Regions from separate parts of the Homo sapiens genome. Here regions 1, 2, 3 and 5 are each linked to region 4. Evidence: chromatin contacts called from ENCODE Hi-C or POLR2A ChIA-PET data. All regions are on one chromosome and are shown on one strand. Each heading gives the region's core, a stretch centred on a gene start or an enhancer-like site at or near the end of the contact. The rest is flanking DNA. Distances are from core to core; before and after follow the strand shown.

Region 1 (3,890 bases), core at 693-3,192, 680 kb after region 4:
CTGCTTGGCTTAGTTTTGCAGCTGTTAAGACTTGCAAGTGCTTAGCATACTGCCTGGCATGTGGAAGGTACTCTGGATATGTTGGAAGAATGAATGACTAACTGAAGTTACTCCATGTCTTTATAGCCAGTGTTCTGTGCTTCCCCAAGCCCTCCCTGGTCAGACTCAGTCTCTTAAACTTGCTGCAAATGCACCAAGTCATAGGATATCTAATAAGCCTTCAGGTTCTGAAGACCTGGGGAAGGAGGGCCATGCACCATGCTTTGCATGGTGGAAAATGAGAGCAGGCAGCTGCAGAGCCAGCCCCGGTCCCTTGAAAATGGAAAGGCCATTCTCAACCTTGCCTGCACATTGGAATCACCTGGGAAAGCTTTAAACAATTCTGAATTTTGGGTGTCATCCCAAGAGATTCTGTTTTAATTGGTGTGGGTGTGACCTGAGCATAAGGATTTTTGAAAGTTTCTAAGATATTCTATTATGCTGCTGAAGTTGAGAGCCACTGGACTAGGAAGTTCTGTACCTGGATGGAATGTCTCAGGTCACCTTTGATTAAATGGGATGATGATATTGGAGATGGTCAAGGCATTAGGTTAATTGGGCTTTATCATTTAAAATTCTGGAATGTCTGCATTTCAGGAAATGAATGATTCCTAGACTGAAGGAAGCTGTTCTAGTTCAGCAGTAACTGCAGAGGTTCTCAAACTTAAGGGTGGATTATTAGAATCACCTCTAGCGCTTATAGAAATACAGGTTGTTGGGCCCCACCTCTAGAGTTTCTGATTCAGTAGGTGTGGGGAGAGGCCCCAGAATTTGCATTTCTTAAAAATCCCCAGGTGACATGGATGCTGCTGGGCTGGGGTACACATTTTGAGAACCACTGATTTACTGTGAATTATATTTGGAGCTAAGCTTAGTCTCTTGAGAGTAAGTTTTACTTTCACTTATTTGTTCCCCACTGGTTTATCCCTCAGAAGTGTTCCTTAGGGACTGTGTATTAATTAGTTTTTCCTGTAATCATGCTGTGTAACAAACAACTCCCAAATGTCAGTGACTTACGACTGCAAACATTTATTTCATACTCACAAATGTGGAGGTTGGCTACAGTTCAAGCCATGCTAGATTTGAATCCAGACTTCAGTTTGGATTCATACTTGCTCCACATAGATTTATTCTGAGACCCTGGCTGAAATAGCAATGGCTACCTGGAGCATGCTTATTTCATAACAGAGGACAGAAGCTTCAAGAGGGCTGGCAGAAGCTTAAAGCTTTAACTTGTAGCTGACACACTATCAGTTTCACCCACATTCCACTGGCCAAAGCAATTTCCATGACCAAGCTCAGAGTCAGAGGATGGGGAAATATACTTTGTCCACAGTAAAAAGTGTCAGGGACAAGGAGTAAAGAATGATGGACAAACAATATTACCTATCATAATTTGTTAGATGTCAGGCCTCATATGAAGTTTTGAAGAGACATAGAAAGATAAAACAGAGTCTCGGCCTCTGAGAAGCACAGGTTGGCAAGAAAGACAAAGATACAAGGAGGTACTAGAAATGAGATGCAGGATGAATGAGCAGCAGGAACATGCAGGTGGGAATGGCCCTGATTGCTGAGATCTCTACTATCCCACACTGTGCAACCAAGGCCCTTGGAACTGGGCCCAGGCTGCAGTTCTGGAAGCCAGGGCTGTGTGCGGGAGTAGCTGAGTCGGCACACAGCTACAGAGCATGGAGCAAAGGGGAATTGAGTCTGTGCCTCGGCTGAAGCAAGTTTGTTCCAGAAAGTCCAAAGTACCTAGTCCAAAGCAGAGAATAGCTAAGAGGGAGAACTGGCTTTTTATCAAAGGGCTGCCACAGAAAACAAGAAATATGAGTGCACCATTAGGGAAGTGAAGCCTGTGGGTAATTTGTGGTGGCAAGGGGACGGAGGAGGAAGGACTGTTTGATGGGGTGCCTACTGTACTGAGCTTCAGGCAGCAAAGGTATTACGAAAGCCGTCAAGTTGGAGGACAGGAAAAGGAAAACTGATCTGGGCAACTTTCCCAGAGGAGCAAATATTCCACCTGGGGCATAGCTGGTGAGTAGGAGTTTGTTAGCAGATGGAGGCTAGATGATAGGAAGGGGAGTGTTAGGAGCTTAGGTGACAATTCCAGGGGCACTCAGACTCCTCTCTTTGCCAGTAAGTTCCTGCAGTTGCTATCTTTGCCCCAGTCCACTCTTCATCCTCACCCCCAAGCTCCAGGCTGTCATGATGCCCACAGCTGTCTTTGTGTTTCCAGGTCACTGAGGTTTTATTGCCTCTGAGGTTCAATGATTTTGTCCTCCTCAAGTAATTACCACTGAAATTATGTTGTTTGATTTCAGAATGATTACAAAACTCTCAGACTCCCAAACAGTATCACTTAGACTGAGTTTTCTGGGGACTGGTGTCCAGAACTGACATCCCCAGTGCTAGGTTCAAACACAGGATTTGCCAGAACTCTCCCTCTTCAGCTACCCTTCTTATGTGGGTGAGGGGAGAACCCTGCCTCCTGGGAGTCTTTGCTCTGCTCCCAGAGGCTAGGCCAAGTTCCGGCCATCATCTATTATTAGAGAAGCACAGTAAATCCCCTAAGATGGCACGATTAAACACTCTAAGGTTTTGAAGTCATCTTTCCAGGAATCTAGAGGCCTGCATGAAAATTTGACTTCTGGGAGTCTGCCATGACATCCTCAAGCTCCTGAGCTGGGTGAGATAATGAGGCCAGCAAGACCTCAATTTCATAAAGAAAGGCATTTGAGATGGAAGGAAAAGCTAGCTCAAAGGCACAAAGAGGTAAACACTCTGTTGGTGTCAGTAGCGTCTGCTCAGTTAGATATGGCTGAGCCAGGCTAAGCAGGGTGGGTCGAGGAGTTAACTGGGGGTGGGGAGTGGAGAATGAGGCTGCATGGGAGGGAGGAGTTGGTGGATAAGGGGGCGGGGCTTTATGTAGGCAGCAGAGACCATAAAAGCTGTTCAAAAGCGGAAGTGGCACTTTGCAAACTTTATCACGTTTCCTCTGAAAAGTCCCGTTGAATTCGGGGGAGACTGGAGAGAGATCAGAGAGAACCCTGGTTAGGGCCATGTTGTCGGGAAGCTTGGAAAGAGAAAATTCGAGAACCTTTAGTCTTTTCGGCATGAGTTGCAAAGTCAGCCTCCTACAGGGATGGGACAGGGATGTAAGGGAATGAGCAGGCTGGTTTTTCCTTCTTTTTTCATTCCAGAATGGCATCCTTGGCTTTGTTGTGTTCTGTGGGGAAATGCTTTGCATAGTAATGACATAAGAAGAGTCTCCAATTCCACCAAGATATATGTTCACTACCATTTTCCTTTAAAGACACAGCCCTTTCTTTTCTGCACCTTTGATAGAGACATGGGTATAGGAAATATTTCATTCTCCTCTTAATAGCACCATACCAGACCCACAAAATGAAAAAAAATGATTTATGGCAACTGATAGCTGGCCTCACTGGAAGTGAGTTATAGGGAGCACTGGGGTTGTGGAAAGCTAAGTGGGGATGTCCAGACCCAAAAGGGAGCCATCCGCTTCTCGGCTTTAGTAGGTGAGGACAGATTTTCTAATTTTGAAGAAGAAATGGACAAAATGTTTAGTATAAAATCTTTCTATTTTTAAACATTGGCTACCAATTTGCATTTTTTTAAACCGTGCTGGAGAGGCCAGACACAGACTGTGGGACCCTTGGTTTGTACCTGCTCCCCTAGATCTTTAGTGGGAATAGTGCCCTTAGATGTGAGATTGTTGACTTTTTCCAAGAGTGACACCTTCAAGACAGTCATGGTCCAGATGGCAGGGCTGTACCAAGGGGCTGGAGGGTTGAGGTGGGCTTGGGGGTGGAGATGGTGGCCCTTTG
Region 2 (3,513 bases), core at 57-2,556, 980 kb after region 4:
TACTTCACAATCCTATGAACATCATGGATAGTTAATAAAGATTCTATTGTTGGCTGAATGGATTTGTATGATACAGTAAAAAGAGCTCTGACCTGAATCTCCAGCACTCAAGTTGTAGATATGGCTCAGGGTTTGACTATTTTGATGTTGGGTGAATCAGGACTTTGTAGAGCCTCAGTTTTCTCCCATTAAAACAAGGAGATTAGACCAAATATTTAAGGCATACAGTAATATGGTCTAAATAATTCCTCCTCATTTAAATTTCCTTTGGGGAAGTATATCAGACACTTCTAGAGACCTTCATCACCCCCTTGGCCCACCTCCAGTTTCAGCCTCAGCTGCAATGGGCAGACTTACCTTAAGCCAAGCGTCTGTCTTCTTTCTGCCCCTGAACCTTCATTACTTATGTGAAAGTTTGCCCAGGTCATGTGCTTGTGTAGCTCAGAAATGGGAGAAAGTTAACATCCTCAGGGACAATCCTCACCAGGGTCAGACAGTGGCTAGTGAATAAATGCCCCAACCTCCTGCCCTTCCAGTGGACAATTCTACAAGGCATTCTATATGCTTTCCTGGGAAATCAGTCCCTGTTGCCCTCCATTATATTGATATTTGTTCCTACTGTGTCTTAATCCCTTCTTTTTTCTCCATTCATTCACTTTACTTCTTCACTGGGATTACCTTTGAAATAAGCTACCTTCACCCAGGACTTTGTGTCATGCTTTGCTTTCAAAAGAACCCAAACTGAGAAGAGAAACCATTTCTTTCTCCATCCAGCCTCTGCCATGAAGGCTAAACCATGAGGAAGCTTGGATCAGGAAGACAGTATATATGGCATGAGTGAAGCTTCAACTAGACCAGAAAATCCTGCTCCTTCTAGCTCTGTCTGGATGAAAGTTTCAGAGAGGGGAGTTGTCTAATTGGAGTGAAGGAAAAGCCAATGGCAGAAGTGCAGTCATTTTACTCTCTGTCTGGGACTCCAGGAGGAGCCAGCCTAGCGCTGTGTACCCGCAGTAACCTCAAGTAGCTACTGGTGAGGCAGAGAGCAAGTCGAGTTAGCATTCCTGAGCTATCCTGGGCTCCATTTGGCACACAAAAGATGCCAGAAATGCTCAAAGGCCCCTAGGGGAACAGAGATGTTGGCAAGACACAGGCAGAAGAGCTCAAAAAAGGAAAAAATTCTAGAGTCAAGTGAGTGGATTGGGCCACCTGAATGGGAGATTGAATAGAGGTCATGACCATGTCTCAGGGGACATTCAATAGCAGCAAGGGCTGAGTACGGACTGAGTCAGCAAAGAGGAAACCACAGGTTCACTAACCACAGACTTCAGCAGTTGTCAGCGTTGTGGGACATCTGTTGTGGTGGAGACATGAAGCGCCCAGGAATTGGAATGATAACACTGATAGATCCCCTTCCTCCACCACCAGAAGGATGTAGCATGTTCCCACCCCATATCCAGGTACCATCTTGGAGAGGATCAAGTAAAGGAAAGCAAACTGGAGAGAGAGACTGCTCTGGTTTGAATATTTGTCCCCTTCAAACCTCATGCTGAAACTTGATCCTCAGTGTTGGAGGTGGCGCCTAATGGGAGGTGTTGGATGGGGGTGGATCCCTCGTGAATGGCTTGGTGCCATTCTGGAAAGAGTGAGTGAGTTCTAACTATTAATTCCCTTGAGAGCTGTTTGTTAAAAGAGCTCAGCGTCTCCTTCCTCACTCTCTTGCTTTCTGTTTCACCATGTGATCTCTGAACCCATCAGCTCCCCTTTGCCTTCCACCATGAGTGGAGGCAGCTTGAGGCTCTCACCAGATACCTGATCTTGAACTTTTCCAGACATCGGAATTGTGAGCCAAATAAAAACTTTTTGTCTTTATAAATTACCCAGTGGTAGGTATTCCTTTATAGCAACACGAAACGTACTAAGACAGGGACAATTTAAAGTCAAGGAGACTGAATTTCCAAAAGAGAGTTTAAATTATTGCAGTGGACCAGGTTTACCAGATCAGAACCAAGTTTTGTACCTACTTCCAGTTCTGTGGGGTCCACTTTGTGTGTGTGAGTGCATGACTATCTGCTTTAGAAAATTTTCTTGACCATGTGATTGGAGTGTGGAGAAATATTTAAACTCCTCCTGGGTGCTGGTTGGACAGAGAGTAGGAGGGGCTCAACCACAGATAGAGGGTCTCTCAGCTGGAGCAGCTTTCCATGCTCAAGCCAAGCTCATTTGGACTGTAAATGCTACATCAGCTGCAGATCCACCTCCAAATGTCTGGTTTTACCTAGGAGGCAGAAGTCAGGGGTCTTAACACACTCAGCAAGAACTGTGGAGGGAGGATGGGAGTAGGGAGGATGGCAGCATCTGCCCCTTTCATCTCCTTGGGCAGTCTCGATTTCCCTGCCCCCATCTCAGAATATCAAGGCTCTCTGCGTCCCCCTGTCTTTCCTGGCCTCCTCTGGGACACCTTCTCTACCAAGACAGTTGCTGAGGGTTCCCCAGGGCAGGTCGAAGCATGATTTGCTTTTCAAGCTCTGCCCACTTATTGATCTCCTGTCTGAGAAATGTCAGCAGCAGCCGGGAGCTCTCCCTGCTAAGGCACTTAGCTTGGAAGCCTGTGGTATCTGCCTGCATAAACCCTCCTGCCTCCTGCCTGTCTGGCTTTAGAACTATCCCCACCCCCACCTTGGGCAAAGTCTTCTAAGACGTGATGGCAAGAATCAAACAGCAACGTGCTCTGAACACTGGGATGGGAACCAGATTTAAATTGGGCAAAAGCCGTAAGCTCAGAGCCAGTGCATTTCACTTCCTGCCATCCCTCCCCCTCTCAGCATCTTGTCGCGAGCAGGTAGGGAAGGAAATCTTCCAGAGAAGGCTGGCCAGGGGCAGGTGCTTGGCCCAGGAGTCAGAAAGTGGGGCGCTGATCCAGAAGCTGGGCGGATAAAGGCAACCCATTATTTCAACTGCCATCCCCTGGCCCTGCACCCCCACCTCCATGCAATTTAAATGCAGGATTGTGAGGAGGGGAGGGGAAGAGAAAGAGACTGTGTTTAGTGGTTAAACCTTTTAAAGTTTAAGTGCATAAACAGGGCCTTCTCCGTATCTGTCTATAGCAATTCTCATGACAGTTACAGCAAAATTACAGAAACTGGGTCGTTTATATAACCCTTTGTATTGTCAAAGCACATTAAATGTCTGCTTTCCTGCACCCTGCTGAGCTGTCTTCAGCTGTCAAATCCCCATACTGCAGCTCAACACACTGAGGGTAAAGGACTCTGGCAATGCGCACATGGGGAATACTGGACCCTCAGGTGCAGCAAATGTTTTGAAAAGGAGATTTAAATTTCCTCTGCACAGGAGTCCCATGGTTTAAAATATATTGAATTCTCTGCTTTCCAGCCAAATGCTTTGTCACCTGGCTAGTGGGCTTTTTTCCCCAAAATGAGCAAACATGACATTTGTTTTTTATTCTGGACAGGGTTGAAAGAGCTCATTCATCTATTTATTCATTTGAAAAAGATT
Region 3 (3,675 bases), core at 400-2,899, 560 kb before region 4:
GAATGGTGGTTACCACCAGAGGCCGGGTAGGACAGTGGGTGGAGAAAGGGGAAATATTAGTCAAAGGGTACAAAGTTTCAGTTAGATAGGCGGAATAAGTTCTGGTGATCTATTGCACAGCAATGTGACTACAATTAGCAATAACCTTTTGTATCTTCCAAAGTTGCTAAAAGTGGATTTTAAATGTTCTCACCAAAAGAAGTAAGTATGTATATCATTTGATAGATGTTAATAGCCTGATTTGCTCATTCCACAATGGTTACATGTTTCAAAACATCACATTGTATGCCATAAGTATATACTATCAATTAAAAATAAAAATAATATTTAAAAATAAGGTAGCTGCCTTCCAGCAACTGTATCTGTAAGGGGTATAAATAATCCCAATGCATTTTAATAACTAGCACAATGATATTCTGTTTCAATGTGCTTTAGGACCACCAAGGGAGGGAACAAGTGAGCTTACACCTTCAGAAGCAGATGAACCGCTTTCAACAATGATAAAGAATTACCCAAGTGATGACAGTAAGAATATTCTAACCTTAGGGAACATCATGAACATCTCTTACACCAAGAGGAGATGAAACTGCAAAAAGATGTTTGAAAGGGGTCGCAGCAACGAATGCTTCTAATAGTGAATCTCTACGTTAGGGCATGTTAGAATCACCTTAGGAAAGTTCAAAAATTCCCCAAGCCCAGACCTCAAGCCAGACCAATTAAATCTGAATCTACAGGGGTGGAACCCATATATCTAAGTATTTTTTTAAAAAACAGCTCCTCAGATAATTGCAAAGTGCAGCCAAGGTTGAGAATCGCTGTTTTAAAGCAGGTACAAAAAATTAAACGTGGACTTTGATGGGGGGGACGGGAGTGTCGGTAGGCATGGATGAACTGAAAAGCCCTTCAGAATAGAGCGGTGACTGCAAGAGCAAGGACAAAAACTATATGAGAGCCCGTGGCAGGGGATTTAAGGGCCGTTTTTGTGTGGGACTGACAGGATTTGGGGGATGGTGACGACCTCAGCATACACCCGACTCTATTAAAATTGAGTTACTCTGCCAGCGGCCCTGTCTCTACCCGCAATCATATTTTCTAGCACCTTTTCCCACAGTTTGGAAAAAAAAAAAAAGGGGCGAAAACGTTCTCCCACGTAACGCGCCGTGGACGTGTATGGGAGGAGCAAAGGCCTGAGAATCACAAGCGCGCGGCCGCTCCCATTTCTTCGCGATTCCAGAACCAGAATTCACGAACATTTAGAGGAGGCCTCCCCTGGCTGTGTTTGTGCCCCACTTAGGAAGCGATGGTGGATTTCTCTGGGCAAATTGTCGCCTTTACAACGCCAGGGGGCGGAGGCGGGAGGGAGAGCGGCGAGGGTAAGGGCGGGGCAACTGCTGACGTTCCCGGTGACGACTCCGGCTCAGCCCTCACCCTGGTTTCCGGCGGCGCGCGGCTCCCTTTTCCGCTCTCCCGCGCGCTCACAGGTACCGCCTCACTCCCACGCGCCCCCCAGCGCTGCGGTGCTAGACAGCTGAGAGAACAGACACAGACCTGTCGGAAGGTCCTCTGCAGGTCCCCCTTCCGCTCTGCCGATCGACTTCCGCCTCGGGCAGTCAACATGTACGTTGCGGCTGTCTGGCGAAGCTGCTTCTGAGCGTTTGCGGAGGCGCAGCTTCCCCTCTGCGGGGCCGCCCTGCTTCCCCCCCATCCCCGCCTCCCCCCGCCCCTCGCTCCTGTCCCTGGGGTCGGCGGACTTCTCGCTACATGGGGGCGGGCTTCCGCGGTCGGCGCACGGCTTCCTGTTCTGAGGCGGCCCGGCGGTAGGCGGTGGCGACTCTGCCCGCTCCCGTTTCGGCGCGGTGACCGAGCGCCCGGGAGGCTCGAGGACCGCATCGTGTGCCGTTGCGCCAAGCCCGGTCCTGCGCCGCCATGGCCCCAGTGCAGCTGGAGAACCACCAGCTGGTCCCGCCCGGAGGCGGCGGCGGGGGCAGCGGCGGACCCCCGTCAGCCCCAGCCCCTCCTCCCCCGGGAGCCGCCGTGGCGGCGGCCGCTGCAGCTGCGGCTAGCCCGGGCTACCGGCTGAGCACCCTCATTGAATTTCTGCTGCACCGGGCCTACTCGGAGCTTATGGTGTTGACGGACCTGTAAGTGCCCCGAAACCCCTGCCTGTTCCCCAGCCCCCCTTCCCGCCCAACCGGCTGAGACGTTTGCACCTCCCTCTCCCCGAGAGGCTGCTGTGTTCTCCGCTGGACTGCTTAGTCTAGAATTTTTGAACTCCTGGGGTTCAGCAGAGGTGGAGAAGAAGCTTTGTATCTGGGGTCTTCCTGGCAACGATGCAACAGAGACTTGTTAATTTTGCGTGTTGTTACACTTCCACTGAAAATTGTGTGAAATTTTTGTCCGAGTTCCCAACAGAACTCTCTTGATTTCTTGGCTGGAATACATAATATTCGAGCTTTTAGAAAAAACTCTATAGATGGGAAATTTGTATTACAGCCTCTTGACGATACGTTTTAAATGTAAGCTGTTATTGCTTCTAAGTTAATGCAGGAGCTACATACGTTGTGTATAAAATACAAATTTGAATTCAAAGTACTTTTTTTCTGGAACTTTTGAGTGTTTGAGGTCTTAATGAAGTTAGTGTGAGTAAAATTTTTTTGTAAGTAGTCTGTTATTTCTTGGAGTATGAAGGGGGTTTATAAATCACCTAGTTACCCATGAAATGCCTTGGGGCATGATTAAGTTGTTAATCCCTTCAGAATAGGATCAGAATATACTAACGAATTTCAGTGTGTGAAGAAAAGGCACCGTAACATTTTGGGACTCTGTTGTACATCTTATAACCCAGGTTCAGAAAAAGTTAATCAGAATTTTATTTTTTATCTATTGCAAGACTTCAGATCAGGGTTATCAATTGAGATACATTAGTATGCAGATATTAGGCTCTAAAGCGTCACAGTAATTTGTTTTTAGAGACTGATAACAGATACTTGTTTGCAGATGACTGAAAGAGTAGGCTCTACTTAACTCCTGTAAAACGTCATTCTCAGTTTTGATGTATTGTACTTTTTTGAATGGGACAGAAAAAAGTAGTGTTAAAGAAGCCTACCCATGGCTAATGAGAAATTTAAATCGCTGTCAGGTTTAGGGACTATTATAATGATATACCTCTCTGCACCATTTATTGTTGGATTTCATAAAAATCCAAGAATATCCATGAGAAAGTTTCATGTATGTGCCTATATAGAGCTGTGGGAAAAAAAATGTTGAAAACTGCTGCTATCGGTGGTGTAATTTGCTTTTCCATAGGGGATTTGTAGAAATTCCTTGAATTGTGGTTGTCTTTTTACTATTTTAGGACTTGGCTTATGAAGAGAGGAACATCTGTTTTATTGCCGTAGAATAAGTATGTAGTTATAGTCCCACACCCTTTATGTGATGGTTCCCATATTTGTATCTCCAGCACAGACCTCTCTGATGAACTCCAGACTCTATATCCAGATGCCTACATTTCAGTATCTTGATGGGCATTTCAACATAGCAACTCCAGCACCAAACTCCTGATTCCACTGTCCTCCCTCCTGCAGAACCTTCTTTGCTATCTCACTAGTCTCTCCATTCTTCCTGTTGTTGCTCAGGCCAAATATTTTGGAATAACTCCTGGCTCCTCTCTCTTCA
Region 4 (3,891 bases), core at 1,200-3,699:
ACGTTTTTCTCTTGGCTTTTTCTTTTCCTGCGTACACGCTGCTGGGTACGGGGAGGGGGCTGCCCAGACGTGTGCTGCCGCCGCCCTCGGGCTCTTTCTTGCGCACCACGCGGCCTCGGAGGAGGGGAAATGTGAACTCTCCGGGTGGCGCTCGAGAACTGGAATTCTGATTTAGGGCTGCGGGTTTGTTCCGGAGGCTGGCTGGGAGCGTCTTGTAGGGGCCGGAGGCTGTGAAGGGGAAGCCCCAGAGGTGACCCTGAGGCCTCAGAAGCAAACCTGGAGGCGCCCGTGTTCTTTGTCTTTCTCGGGGCTGGCAGCTTGGCACGCACAGTTCCGATAAGGATCTACTGAGAGCTAGAGCGCACTGCCAGCACATTTCAGTGATTAGGCAAACGCCGGTAGCCACTTAAGGCAAAGGCCATTTGCGTTGTGTTTGAAAAGGAAAAGGCAGCCTCACCTAATGAATTATGGGTGACCCTGGAGAGGCCAAGCAGGGGAGGCCGAGGCCTCCCTAGGCTCTTATTTGCCGCAACTCCTCCCCTTTTTGCCAGAGTCGCCATTTCAAAGGTAATGGGAAGCCTTTTGAAATTAGAAGTCTGACCGATTCTGTCTACAGAAGTGGTATTTGCATCTGTGCACCAGTAAAATGTGGCCCGCCAGCGGCCCAGGGACAAGGCCTGCCATACGCCAGCCCTGCACCAGTGTTAGACCAAAGTACATCCCAGAGGACATGGCTTTTGGCCAACTCCTCCGAGAACTGATTTAAAGAGGTGGCCTTCAGCCATCAAAAAAGGTGTCCTGGAAGAGTAGGCTGGAGGTCCTGGAAACCAGCGCTCTTCCCCAGGGCTGCAGGGAGAGAGTGGGTAATGGTGCCTGAGCCCTGACGGAACTTGCTATTAATCCAGTCTAAATGAGCACCATTAAAAAGGACTCTCCCTCCTATCCACCACCACACACACACAAGCCTTTATGGGACGGTCTAGTGGAGACCTAGACAGTTTGAGGGCATTTGGCCTTCACTTTTCAGTGGCCATACAATAGTGCCCTTTCCACCCTGCCAAGACCACTGGCTCCATGTAAACTTCCAGGAACTTTAACCCGGAACTTTGTACTCCCTACCCATCCAAAGGGAGTGCCAGATCATAGTAACAAACACACGTAGCATTGTACTGGAGGCAGCGTTCTAAGCACCTTATGTATGGAGGCATGTTATCCTCAGAACAACCCTACGAGGTAGATAATAGTATTGGTCTTATTTTACAGATGAGGACTCCGAGGTTTCGAACTGTTAAGCGGTTTGCCCAAAGCCGCACAGCTTGGGATAATAGGGCCTGGATTGACCAGAGGGAGAGATAGGGCCTGGATTGACCAGAGAGAGAAATAGGGCTGTGTTGCCTCTCTAGCGTTTTGTAATGAAAGTGATCTGTTTGGGGGTTGTTTCGAGAGGACTGCCTGGACCCCAACCTTCCAAAGGAAAATATGAAGAGACTAGAAGGCCCAACATTTGGCCTTTATTTTGCAAAAGAAAGTTCTGGAGAGTCGTACAGAGGCATCTTACTGTGGCTCCTCCGCGGCAAGGAAGGGGTCAGGGAAGGCAATGCAAAGGCCCCCCTGGCCCACCTAGCTGCATAGCATCCGGCGGTCACGTCCGCCGGAGGTGACTGGGGACTGGGGACAGCCGATTGCCGAGGAACTCCTTATCGCCCAGTGTCAGTGCTCCCGGGTGCCGGAGCTAAACGTCCGCCTGCGGGGGCGGCTAGTTCACACCAGTCCCCTGGCTCCCGACGCGCCCCCGGGCTTCTCCCGCGGAGCTGGCTAGATGCCCGGCGGCGGCTCCGAAGCTCCGGGCTCCCCGCCGCTTGTCCCGCCAGCCCGAGGCATGGAGCCCCACGGCCCAGGACTGGAGAGCCCAGTTCGTCAGTCCAGGTTGGGACTGCTGGTTCCGGGTTGCTCACGATCACTCTCCCCTCAACACCCGTCCGGCCAGGGCGCGCGCGCAGACACATAAACACACACGGCTTCCAAGCGCGCAGCCCGCCTCCCGGGCCTCCGCTTTTCCTTCCTCCTCCCCGCTCGGGCGCTTCGGAAGCCCGTGGCGGTTGTGTGCTGCGCCAGGGAAGAGTCCGGGTCGGGGAGACCGCGCTGCCCTCTTTCCCCCCAAGGTCTGCGCGCACGCTAGTATCCTTAGGAAGCACAGTCAGGCTTGTGGGTTCCCATCTTCCCGGGAAATGACGGCTGCTGGCGAGGACCTGTTCGCTCCGTGTTTCGCAATGGCCCGGGGATCAGAGGAGAGGACCGGGCGGTGGGGCCTGCGCGTGGATGAGGGTGGCGGTAAATCCCCTCTCCCGCGAAGGTGGCTGAGCCTCCGGCCACCGCTAGTAGTAGTCTACCCTGCTCGTCTTGCATTGGCCGCAGCTTGACTCCCCTGCGTGCCGCGGGTCGGTGTGGGTGTCCCCACTCCCTCAAGCCTTTACTTTCAGCTCGCGAAACCCCATGGATCCGCGGCTGGGCTGGGCAGCGCAGACGCCCAGCTGCCCTCGCCAACCCCAGGCCCAGAGGGGGCCAGGCTGGCCTGGGGGCTGGGCGGCCCGGCTGCACTTGCCGGCGTTGAGAGAGGCTCTGTGAGCCGGAGCCGGCCGCCGAGCCGAGGGAGAGAGCGCATCAGCCCGCGCGCCTTAAGGCAGAACACACGCCTTTCCCGGAACCTTGAAACCCAGGGGAGCCGCTGCCATCTTCGCGTGACGAGCAGCGAGACGCCGGTGATTAAGTGTTTCTTTCCGGCTCCCTCTCCGGGTTGCGGCTCTCCTCCTTTCCACAGGGCTGGAAGAATAAAAACCTGGGGAAAAACCACACACAACTGCGCTCTGGTCTCGCTCGCCATGTCCGCACTGGTTTCTTAGGGTGCGCCCACGCGGGGCACCCCCTGCTCCCCTACTCCACGCCTGGCCGGGGTCGAGGGCTGCGTGCCTCGGTTTCCATCCGCTCTAGCGCAAATCTCGGAGTTTAATGGGGAGGGGGCACACATTGCTGAAGCCACCCGACCCCCATTCTCCTTACGCCCCCCCCCCATGGGGATTAAACCTAAACACATGAATCCCCCACCCATACCCGGGACTAATCCAGCCGCGCCTCCTGGGATTAACTCGGCTCACAGGTCCATAAAACACTTCCGGCGCGGCCAGAGGGTCTGTCTGCAGAAACACTTTAAAATTGTCCTCCCGGGCCTGGAGTCGGAATTGACTGGGTGGAGGGAAGTGAGTAAACAGACAGTTGTAAGAGACAATCCGTGAGGTTTGCAGGCTGTGAAAAGAGCTGCTTAAAATATGGGCTGTCGGGGTTGCCTCCAGCAGGAGGGTGGCCCGGGTCCTAGCAGACAGATCCAAGAAAAGGATGCAATATATTCTAAATGACATTGACCTGGAGGAAGGAGGGTGTAGGCAGGAGCAGGCTGGCTTCACATGGCTTCTGGCTCCAGTTCAGTGAGGAAGACTAGCTTCCAGAAATTTGTGGGGGCGAGTGGCCAGTCTCTTCATGTGTAAAATCAGAACAGTAACACCTACTCTGTCCCCCTCGGATGGGTTTCTGAGGACCAAAATGTGAAGGCACTTTGTAAATGCGGCTCAACCCTTCTGCTTCACTGTGGTTAATGTTCAGTCTCTCTTAGGTAGAAAAACCAGTGACTTGCTGATTAGAAAACAAAGTAGAAATCAGCCCTTTCTCAAATCTACGCAACAATGTTCGAGATAAAGGGAACCCAAAAGCAACCTAATATTTTGAACCTCCTTTTACATCATTTCGAGATAAGTTTCTGAAGTAATGAGAGAATCTTTGGAATGTTCTAAGAAAATCTGTCAAAAACTGGAGGTTAATGGGGAAGAAAGGGAGGCTTTA
Region 5 (3,540 bases), core at 369-2,868, 840 kb after region 4:
TTCAGGTGCTATTGGTAGCTGTTTCAGGTAGAAATAGGTTTTATTGCATATAACAGTGGCTTAGTCAAATTGTGATTTGCTTCTATTTTTCACAGACCGCGAAATTCAGGGGTAGTCAGTCAGTCTAGGACTGTACCATGGTTCTACAATGCCACCAAGACAGGGGGATTCTTCATGCTTTCATTTGGCTGTCCTGAATGGGTGGCTTTCAACTTTATGCTTGTTGTTTCACGGTCACAAGATGGCTCTCTGCCCTCTTTATAATGTTTTGTACAAGGTAGGAAAAAGAAGGTCAAAGATCAAAAAATATCAATTGGCTGAGTCTCCCTTTTTAAGGAGCTGTCATGGGCTGGGCTGCCCAGAATTCAGACTCTTAGATGGACATTAGCATGTGGGAGATTTATCACGGAGACCTTTTCGGATCAACAAGAGAGATCTGGGTCGTGCACAAAAGATTCTACCATGCAAGCTTTCTTGAAAGCCCATATACTAACTTCTACTTATATTTCAGTGGCCAGAGCTGTAGCATGTAGCTACCTTTAGCTGAAGGTAGCTGCAAAATATAGACTTCTAGTTGGGCCACCATGAACAAAATGAAGGTTCCATTAATAAGAAAGAAGGGGAAAATATTTAGGGTATTTAAGCAGGTGACCAGTGGCCTCTGCCATGGTGCCCCTTCTCTACTCTCTTATCTCTCTTCTCTCTCTTCTCCTACTGTTTTAGCATTAAAAATGAACAAACAAGCAAACAAACCAAACACATAAACAAAGCAAACAAACATGAATAAATCTCCTTCTTCCTTCATTAGCTAATAAACAAAAACTTATTAAAAGTCTCACAAAAACTGTGTAAAAACTTATGTGTATAGACCTTGCAAGGAAGATGGTTGCCACTATGCTAAAGATATTTTGATCTTCACTGGGGCCGACTGAGCCAAGATGAAGAGATGTAGATTCATCCCCAGGAAATACAATATAATGTGGAAACAAACTAATATATGACAACCTGATATAAGACAATACCCTAAGTGGGAGGGGAGGAATGTTCTAAAGGCAAAGGAAACTGAAAAGAGGAGCACCCTGGTCTATGTCAAAGAGACAGGGAAGGCTCCAGAAATGCAGAGATACTGAAGACATCATCATAAGGAAAGAGGAGCATATATTTTGCAGGGGCCAGAGGGGCAGGGAGCTGGATGACAGGCAATATACAACCCAAGCTGGAGGAACTGAGCACTGGGAAGCCAGAATCTAAGCATGGTGGAGACAGAGTGTGGGACAAGCTCAGGCACCTGCAGCAAAAATAGTGCTGGCCAAGGAGCCATAGTCCTTTCCCTGGCTTTTCACTCCTCCCGCCTAGGTCCAGAGATGCTCCTCTGGGCAGATCTCCAAGCTAGGGAAAGTGTGGCCTCTTGACAATATTGCTGGAGAAGGAGGGAGGAATGAGGTTTGTAGCCCGTGGCAGGTGGGTAATGCCTATGAGTGAATTAAATTCACACAAGCAGCCCTTTCACAATCGTCTAGACAGGAAATAGAGAAGGGAGCTCAGTGGAAAACATCAGTTGTGCCCACGCACCCAACTGTTCCAGTAACATAAAAGCAACAGCAGTTGGAGATACTTAAGGCAGCCATGGTATTGACAGAAAAAGACTCTGGATTTGGATTGCAGCTGTAGCATTTATTAAATGCACGTCACAACCTCTCTGAGCTTCGTTTTCCCCACGTTTCAAATGGGATGCAGTGGACCCTGTTGCCTACCCGGTAACTTTTTACCTTCTTTATCCTTTTTTACAAAACCTCAATGTCATTCAGGAATCCTCCTTGTTCAGTGAGGCCACATGCTTCAAAGGAAGCAGGCTGTAGTCTTGGCCTCACGAGCCAGAGAACTGGAGTCTATGCCCTAATTCTCAAATTTACAAGAAATGATTCGCCTAAGTTAAGTATGATGGTCCCACTCCCTTTGGTAGTGATTGGTTACTCATGGGTGTGTAATTTAATTCTGGCCAGTGCTCTGGGAGGGGAAGGCTTTGGAAGCCTTCTGGGAAAGATTTGGATGATAAAGAGAGATGTATTGAGATAAAAACTCTACTTTTTCTATTACACCTTATAATATCTGCAAATGAATTCCAGAACTCCAGCAGCCGTCTTGCGACCATGAGGCGATTTTGCCAAGGACAAAATAATATACCAAGAATGCAGAGGGAAAGATAGAAAGAGCATAAGACCTAGATGACTGAGGTGAATCACTGAATTAACCAATCCTAGAGCATCCACATTTTAGACCTCCTTATTACATGAGGGAGTAAATCCTTTGTTTGAATCAGTTGCACTGAGATTTTTTGTTATTTGCAGTTAAAGGTTATCCAACTGATACAAAAGTTATCTGCTGCAGTAAGGACTAAACACAGTGGCATGTGAAAGTGTCAGTCCAAAGCCAGTACACTAGGTCCATAATATATATTTATTCATTTATTTGAATTCTATTTCATTATAATATCTCTCAAAATCCCAACTACTTATGTAATTTTTTTATTTGAAAATTTTTCTATCTTTGGCTGTCTGGGAGTCACTAGCAATCTGGGCCATTGTCTGGCCTATTAACTATTTGACCTGCTTCCCAACCACTTCTAACTATTGGCCCAGGAGTGGTCCCCAGAGTATGTCTCCTAGCAAGAACCCACAGCATGGGGCTCAGGGCATAAAGACAGGGCCTTTGATTTTTAGCCTAAGGATAATTTCTCCTAGAAAGAATCAGGACATCTTAAAAAGCAGTGTACATTTTTAGAAAATATGATTTAGAAAAATCAGAATTAACTTTGTTTTGAAATTAGTCTCACAACCAAGTTAGGTAACTCCAAATGGAGCTCTGAATTTACAATTTCAGGATTCTTGTATTGCATGTCCAATTTGGGAATTAGTGCATAGACTCCAGATGAAACAATTTGACAGCACAAAACCAATGTACAGTATAAATATTCTTATTTCCTAACTACTTGTCAGCTATTTCCAGTGAGTAAATATTTACACGTTTTCCTCTCCCCCTGTGGAAAGCAGTACTCACATATATGAACATAAATATTTTGGTGTATGTAAATATTTACTCACATGAGCAATATATTTCTTTTTCTAGTCTCTGTTGTAAGTTTTTTAATAACAGAACAATTCCTGCTTACAAATAAGTTCTGATCTTGCAACTCTCCTAAAATATTCTGCAAATGAGAGGCATTTTATGGTAGTGGTTAATTGCTGATTAGTTAGAGCAGCTGGGGATAAATTTGAACTCAGCACCCTACTAGCTGTGTGACCTTGGGTAAGTTCCTTAGTCTTTCTGTGCCCTGAGTTTCCTCATCTGTAAGATGAGAGTAATAATAGTATCTAACTTATAGGATTTTTCAGAATATTAAATAATTTAGTGCATATAAGGTGCTTCACAACACTTGGCATATTGTAAACCTTTAATAATTAAATATTAAAATGAATATTTTATCATTGTCAGTTACAGAAAATGTCATTTTTTTCTATTTAGTATTATATTATGAATATA

The links. A loop is a pair of places that touch in the nucleus more often than their neighbours do. ChIA-PET counts read pairs that join two places held with the same protein, here RNA polymerase II (POLR2A). Pooled maps may share reads with other maps.
Region 1: a loop to region 4 is called in a pooled map, with 5 times the contacts of the local background. The contact joins two enhancer-like sites. A Hi-C loop is called at or near these places in 1 of 37 single-sample maps with no recorded cell type and 6 of 50 pooled maps. POLR2A ChIA-PET finds 5 or more read pairs at or near these places in 1 of 52 experiments (activated B cell).
Region 2: a loop to region 4 is called in a map with no recorded cell type, with 15 times the contacts of the local background. The contact joins two enhancer-like sites. A Hi-C loop is called at or near these places in 4 of 37 single-sample maps with no recorded cell type and 7 of 50 pooled maps. POLR2A ChIA-PET finds 5 or more read pairs at or near these places in 1 of 52 experiments (CD8-positive, alpha-beta memory T cell).
Region 3: a loop to region 4 is called in a map of B cell, with 7 times the contacts of the local background. The contact joins the promoter of MED14OS here to the enhancer-like site in region 4. A Hi-C loop is called at or near these places in 3 of 168 maps with a recorded cell type or tissue (B cell, CD4-positive, alpha-beta memory T cell and naive thymus-derived CD4-positive, alpha-beta T cell), 5 of 37 single-sample maps with no recorded cell type and 10 of 50 pooled maps. POLR2A ChIA-PET finds 5 or more read pairs at or near these places in 1 of 52 experiments (activated B cell).
Region 5: a loop to region 4 is called in a pooled map, with 5 times the contacts of the local background. The contact joins the promoter of LINC01281 here to the enhancer-like site in region 4. A Hi-C loop is called at or near these places in 6 of 50 pooled maps. POLR2A ChIA-PET finds 5 or more read pairs at or near these places in 3 of 52 experiments (activated T-cell and activated naive CD4-positive, alpha-beta T cell).

The regions. Positions count from the first base shown.
Region 1 is chrX:39,490,788-39,494,677 of GRCh38, reverse strand. No RefSeq gene overlaps it. Among named protein-coding and RNA genes, the nearest start is that of LINC01283, 58 kb to the right of the region's middle. Within about 2 kb of position 1,942, at least 4 of the 41 ENCODE cell types and tissues checked have a DNase peak (open chromatin) inside an H3K27ac peak, as active enhancers do.
Region 2 is chrX:39,194,529-39,198,041 of GRCh38, reverse strand. All of the region lies in intron 2 of LOC105373175 (a long non-coding RNA gene), which reads left to right. Among named protein-coding and RNA genes, the nearest start is that of LINC01281, 130 kb to the left of the region's middle. Within about 2 kb of position 1,306, at least 4 of the 41 ENCODE cell types and tissues checked have a DNase peak (open chromatin) inside an H3K27ac peak, as active enhancers do.
Region 3 is chrX:40,733,664-40,737,338 of GRCh38, reverse strand. MED14OS (MED14 opposite strand) reads right to left here and starts at 1,649. Exons shown (of 2, transcript NR_169211.1): 1 at 1,549-1,649. MED14 (mediator complex subunit 14) reads left to right here and starts at 1,797. Exons shown (of 31, transcript NM_004229.4): 1 at 1,797-2,141. The coding sequence starts at 1,927. RefSeq lists enhancers at 585-1,505, 1,506-2,427 and silencers at 1,460-1,549, 1,810-2,189.
Region 4 is chrX:40,170,674-40,174,564 of GRCh38, reverse strand. It overlaps a transcript of BCOR not described here. Among named protein-coding and RNA genes, the nearest start is that of BCOR, 75 kb to the right of the region's middle. RefSeq lists silencers at 2,396-2,475, 2,496-2,555. Within about 2 kb of position 2,449, at least 31 of the 41 ENCODE cell types and tissues checked have a DNase peak (open chromatin) inside an H3K27ac peak, as active enhancers do; they include B cell, where a contact is called at or near this core.
Region 5 is chrX:39,325,440-39,328,979 of GRCh38, reverse strand. It overlaps LINC01281 (long intergenic non-protein coding RNA 1281), which reads left to right and starts at 1,618. Exons shown (of 4, transcript NR_038968.1): 1 at 1,618-1,757.